Regions from separate parts of the Homo sapiens genome. Here region 2 is linked to region 1. A link is a contact called in ENCODE Hi-C data. All regions are on one chromosome and are shown on one strand. Each heading gives the region's core, a stretch centred on a gene start or an enhancer-like site at or near the end of the contact. The rest is flanking DNA. Distances are from core to core; before and after follow the strand shown.

Region 1 (2,809 bases), core at 78-2,577:
CGAACCAGATCCACTCCACCGGGCGGAGGTTTCAGGGATCCAGGTCCCTGGAAGCTGGGCAAGGGAAACCCAAGGCTGTAAGCAGTCAAGGCCCTGACCCGGCATGAACATCACTGACAGTCGTGATGTCAGCACAGATGACTGAGCCAAATGCCAATGTGACCAGCTATGGGGAGACACAGGGAAACACAAGGTAAACAGAACTCGGGAGTGTCACCACAAGCTGTCACTCAGAAACACAGCTCTGCCACCAGGCGGGGCCCCTGAACCCCTTGTCCCTGCGGAGGGAGAAGGGTCACCAGATGGCCCACTTGGGAGGTGCCCACCTAGAGACGCCTCTGCTCTGATATGGTGGGCTGGCCCCCAGGCCTCCCCTGGATGAGTCGCTGACCCATCCCTGGGTGTTGAGCCAAGCCCTCCTCTGGGTGCCCTCCCCCGGGTGCTGGGCCCTGGGTGAGCTTCCCCTGGGTGTCCATCCCAAGTGGAATCTCCTGGGTGCCTGACCCTGAGTGCCAGTCGCTGGCCCACCCACCCTTGAGCTTCCACCCCATCCCGGCCCTCCCCGGGTGCCCACCCCCCACGCCCTCTGCAGGCCCCGGGCGCCCGCCCTGTCCCTGGGTGCCGGTCCCTGGCCACTCCCCTGGGTGCCCGCCCCCGAGCGCCCTCCCAGCACGCGCTCACCCGTACAAGATGACGTCATAGAGCGTCCGGCCCTGCACGTTCAGGAAGTGGGCGTAGCCCGCGCGCGCAGCAGGCGGGGCCCCCGCGGCCGCAGGACTCGGAAGCGGCAGTTCATTGGTCAGCAGCCCTAGCAGGAAGGGCGCCGCGTCGGGGCCACGCACGCGCAGCAGGGTGCGCCCGTCCAGCCGGAAGCAGGCCCAGGCCGCTCCGGCCGTTGGGTCGCCACCAGGACTGCAGGAGCTGTGGGCCAGGCGGCACCTTGGGGCCGCGCGCAGCCGCCAGCGCCAGACCGGGCCGCCGCGCCCCGGAGTGGCGCCTCGAAGCAGCGCCGCGGTCGCCATCTTGGACAAGAGTGGGGCAGCGGGAAGGGCCCAAGGAAGCGGGAGGGGCGGGTGCCACAGCGGCCCCTGGCGGTGGCCGCCGGAGGGAGGCGGGAAGGGGCGGGCGCAGAGTGCGTGCGTGAGGGGTGAACGGAACGTGCGTGCCTGAGGGGCGGAGCAGCGCCGGTTGAGGCCGACTGAGAGTGCGTGCGTGAGGAGCAGGGCCTCCCGAGCTGGAAGGGGCGGGCGGGGCGAGCGTGCCTGCTGGGTGGGTGGGGCATGCGTGTGGGGCGGAGCATCGTGCGCGGGGTGTGTTTCGGGGCGGGGACTCGGCCTATCCGTCAGCACGCAGGCTCCACCCTCGGTAGGTAACGAGGTTTCTGCCGGCCTCTTAAGCGCCATCCCATGTCCCATTCGGTGGCCTTCCTCGTTTTCACCCACCCATGTCGGGCACCGTCACTCATCTCGAGAACCTCTTCATCCTCCCAACCTGAAACTCCCTGTTAAACACCCACTCCCGAGGCCCTGGAGCTCCCATTGTACCTTCTGGCTCCATGAGCGTGCCTCCTCTAGGGACCTCACAGGAGCAGAATCCTACGGGATTTGTCGTTTGCGACGGCTTATTTCACTCAGCATAGTATTCTCAAAGTCCATCCACGGTCTAGCATGTATCAGCATTTTATTTTTATTTTTATTTTTATTTTTATTTTTTGTAAAGACAGGGTCTTGGTTATGTTGCCCAGGCTGGCCTCAAGCTCCAGAGCTCAGGCAGTCCTCCCTCCTCAGCCTCTTGAGTAGCTGGAACTACAGGCGCTAGCCACCACACCAGCTAATTTTTGTATTTTTTTTGTAGAAATGGTCTCCCCATGTTGTCCAGGCTGGTCTCAAACTCCTAGGCTCAAGCGATTCACCGGCTTTGGCCTCCCAAAGTGCTGGGATTACAGGCGTGAGCTACCGCACCCGGCCGCTTCCTCTTTCCTACCAGTTCGCCAGCGTCCACGTGTGGCTGTTGTGTCATTTTTTTCATTTGCTGGACCATTGGGACTTCAGCTGCAGGTGGCAGGAGGCTCCATCCCCAAGTGTCTCCACGGATAAGGACAGGCACCATCCAGCCCACAACCCCTCCGCACCCCTAATCAGTGTGACATGATGAGACACAATCACAGCTTCAAATCACATCCTTGGTAACTTCTGCTTTTTTCAGGCCAGGGTCACCCCCATCATGTGTCTATAGTCCTCTTCAGTGCAGGATTCCAAGCTCCCCTGGAGCCCAGCCTGTCCTCCCACAGGACGTCCTTCCAGACCACAGGACGTCCTTCCAATAACTCTCGTCCTCTCTTCACAGCTGAACTCACAGAGGACAATTTAGGCAGGAACCACACACTGCTATGACATATCCACCCCACCGTGCTTTCTCGAGGAGTGATGTCCCATACCCCCTGCTGAGCAGCCCTGTACAGTGGCCACTTTCCCTGGTAGTAGGTGACACATCTACAAGGTGGCCCCAGCAGCCTTCAGCCCTAGAGTCTGACTGCCCTGGTCCAAGCCATCCCTGCCTTGCTGGCCTCCTGGGGCCCATGCACCCTGTTGACATTCCCCTCTCCACTGCCCTCCACTCAAAGCACCAAAGAAGACTTACTCAATGTGTCCTTATGGTGCAGAGTCCCAGCAAGCAGAGGTCTTTGTATCTGTTGAATAAAAAAATTCCTCATGATGCGTAGTAACATCAGTGAGGAAGACTGCACCAAGGCGCATCATGTGGTGTGGGGCCCTGCCTGGCGGCCTTGGGGGAGATGGAGCTCAACCCC
Region 2 (2,814 bases), core at 191-2,690, 3.2 Mb before region 1:
CATAACAGACGCCTGTATAAAGGAAATTGGTACTTTAAACACAATTTAATATCATATCTTAATTTGTTTGACAGTAGGTTGTTTTCTATCAACTCAAAAACAAGCATGCTGGGATACAACTGTATCTTAAACTTAACCCTGTTCACGTGCAGGAGTAGATTATTATTTCAAATAGGGATTTCTGAAATTTAGCGTGTAGAAAAAGAATCGTTTTAAAAGCATCACTGAAGATCCCCAATGCAACACACGAGCTAACTAAAGTGGGTTTCCTAACGGGAATAGAGGAGGAGAACACACATCCTTTGGCAGTTACTCTGCGTCCTCAGCACTTTCTTAGGTGCAGATTTGGTTGCTTCTCCCTTCTGGGTCCTACAGCACTATCATAAGGCAAATCAGGAACTTGTTATTTTCAAGTGAAGTGAGATTCAAATAAAAATCTCTTTTTTGTTACGGCCCTGAGTCCAACCGTGGCGGTGTGGTCTACACAGCTTTCTTATTGTTCGAGTGGGAGAAAAGGTAAGGAAGACAGAAACACGCCGAGGCAGGAATTGCCAGGTCCAAAACCAGACTCCCCTCATTTAACGCCCCCTGGGACCGTCGGACTAGAGAAAGGAGAGAAAACCAGGGCCGGGGGCTGCAGGAAAGCTGCCAGTCCCGCCTCTTTCCCCAGCGGGGCTCGGAACTCACAGGGTCATTCGCACGCTCCACTTCACCTCGACGGCCTCCAGCTGGCCCCAGAAGAATTGGTCGTTAAACTGAACAAACAGTGCCTGCAAGTCCGGTGTGGGGTCCACCAACTCCCACGACGCGTCCACTAGCGACAGGGACTCCTGGGCATGATCGCGCTCCGCCTCCTGCAAGTTCCACTCCTCCTGAAGCCGCAGTGCCAACATCAAGTCATCATCCATCGTTGCCAGGATCACAGGCGGGGTCCGCCGGCGTCAGGCTGGCTCCCCAGTTACGCCGCGACCCCAAGCCGCCTAGCCGAGGACCAGGACTAGCTCCTAGGAGATGCCGGCTCTCGAGACGGCCCGTCAATCCCGCGAGAGTTCGCGGAAACGCGCTTGAGAACGAGAACGGAGCTTACCCCAAACGCCGAAGCCAAGATTCTAGGGCTTTAAAAAAAGCAGTCAGCATGACACCTCCTAGTGGGCGCAGAACCTGGGCTCACAGGGCTCGGGCCCTACGAAGCTTTCAGGAAGCTAGTTTCAGCCTTTACTCTTTGCCGGTTATTTCAAACCTCAACGTCACGCTCGGTTCATGCGCAGTACCGAAATTTCTCTCGGCCTCTCCCTCCCCTCACTTCCGCAATAGCTCATCTTGCGCATGCGCTTTAACCGATGGCATTGCTGCGCAGGCGCAATGTCTGCGCTCGGCCCACTTGCGCAGGCGCAGTGTCTGACGCTCAGACCCGGCGCAGGCGTACTCGTCTCGTTCCCATTCCTGCTTCCTCAGCCCAGGAGCTCGGTTGGCCTTGGGTGGGTCTAGACAGCCGCGGCGGCTGCGGCGCCGATAGTGACAGTGAGTGCGTGAGACCCGGAGAGAAATGGCGATGGCGATGTCGGACAGTGGGGCGAGCCGCCTGCGTCGGCAGCTGGAGTCAGGGGGTTTTGAGGCGCGGCTGTACGTGAAGCAGCTCTCGCAGCAGTCGGATGGGGACCGGGACCTCCAGGAGCACCGGCAGCGCATCCAGGCGCTGGCGGAGGAGACGGCGCAGAACCTGAAGCGCAACGTCTACCAGAACTACCGGCAGTTCATAGAGACGGCCCGCGAGATCTCCTACCTGGAGAGCGAGATGTACCAGCTCAGCCATTTGCTGACCGAGCAGAAAAGCAGCCTGGAGAGCATCCCGCTTACGTTGCTGCCTGCCGCTGCTGCCGCCGGAGCCGCCGCCGCCTCTGGAGGGGAGGAGGGAGTCGGTGGGGCGGGGGGCCGAGACCACCTCCGAGGCCAGGCCGGCTTTTTCTCCACCCCCGGGGGTGCCTCCCGCGACGGCTCCGGTCCAGGCGAGGAAGGAAAGCAGCGCACTCTCACCACCCTGCTTGAGAAGGTGGAAGGCTGCAGGCATCTGCTGGAGACGCCGGGACAGTACTTGGTGTACAATGGGGACCTAGTGGAATACGATGCGGACCACATGGCCCAACTGCAGCGGGTGCACGGCTTTCTCATGAACGATTGCTTGTTGGTGGCTACCTGGCTGCCTCAGCGGCGTGGGATGTATCGCTACAACGCTCTCTATTCCCTAGATGGTTTGGCCGTAGTCAATGTCAAGGACAACCCGCCCATGAAGGACATGTTCAAGCTGCTTATGTTCCCCGAGAGCCGTATTTTCCAGGCCGAAAATGCTAAAATCAAACGAGAGTGGCTGGAAGTGCTGGAGGACACCAAGAGGGCCCTCAGTGAGAAAAGGCGAAGGGAGCAGGAGGAGGCAGCGGCCCCTCGAGGGCCACCCCAAGTGACTTCCAAGGCCACTAACCCATTTGAGGATGACGAAGAAGAAGAACCAGCTGTTCCTGAGGTAGAGGAAGAGAAGGTGGACCTCTCCATGGAATGGATCCAGGAGTTACCTGAAGACCTGGATGTCTGCATTGCGCAGAGAGACTTTGAAGGGGCGGTTGACCTGCTGGATAAATTGAACCATTACCTGGAAGATAAACCTAGCCCACCTCCTGTAAAAGAACTAAGGGCCAAAGTGGAGGAGCGAGTTCGACAGCTCACTGAGGTGCTAGTTTTCGAACTCTCCCCAGATCGTTCCCTGAGAGGTGGTCCGAAGGCTACTCGCAGAGCAGTTTCGCAACTGATCCGGCTGGGCCA

Evidence for each region. Hi-C counts contacts between places; a loop is a spot of excess contacts on that map. Pooled maps may share reads with other maps.
Region 2: a loop to region 1 is called in a map of CD4-positive, alpha-beta memory T cell, with 22 times the contacts of the local background. The contact joins the promoter of EXOC8 here to the promoter of IBA57-DT in region 1. A Hi-C loop is called at or near these places in 1 of 168 maps with a recorded cell type or tissue (CD4-positive, alpha-beta memory T cell), 1 of 37 single-sample maps with no recorded cell type and 6 of 50 pooled maps.

What each region holds. Positions count from the first base shown.
Region 1 is chr1:228,164,030-228,166,838 of GRCh38, reverse strand. It overlaps IBA57-DT (IBA57 divergent transcript), which reads left to right and starts at 1,327. Exons shown (of 2, transcript NR_103540.1): 1 at 1,327-1,365; 2 at 2,347-2,753. IBA57 (iron-sulfur cluster assembly factor IBA57) reads right to left here and starts at 1,035. Exons shown (of 3, transcript NM_001010867.4): 1 at 682-1,035. The coding sequence starts at 1,022. LOC124904534 (a long non-coding RNA gene) reads right to left here. Exons shown (of 2, transcript XR_007066913.1): 2 at 1,657-2,689. RefSeq lists a silencer at 404-1,443 and an enhancer at 548-1,450.
Region 2 is chr1:231,336,478-231,339,291 of GRCh38, reverse strand. EXOC8 (exocyst complex component 8) reads left to right here and starts at 1,440. Exons shown (of 1, transcript NM_175876.5): 1 at 1,440-2,814. The coding sequence starts at 1,547. It overlaps SPRTN (SprT-like N-terminal domain), which reads right to left and starts at 999. Exons shown (of 5, transcript NM_032018.7): 1 at 688-999. The coding sequence starts at 908. RefSeq lists enhancers at 1-387, 786-985, 388-1,262, 1,566-1,625, 1,666-1,715 and 1 more and a silencer at 1,836-2,005.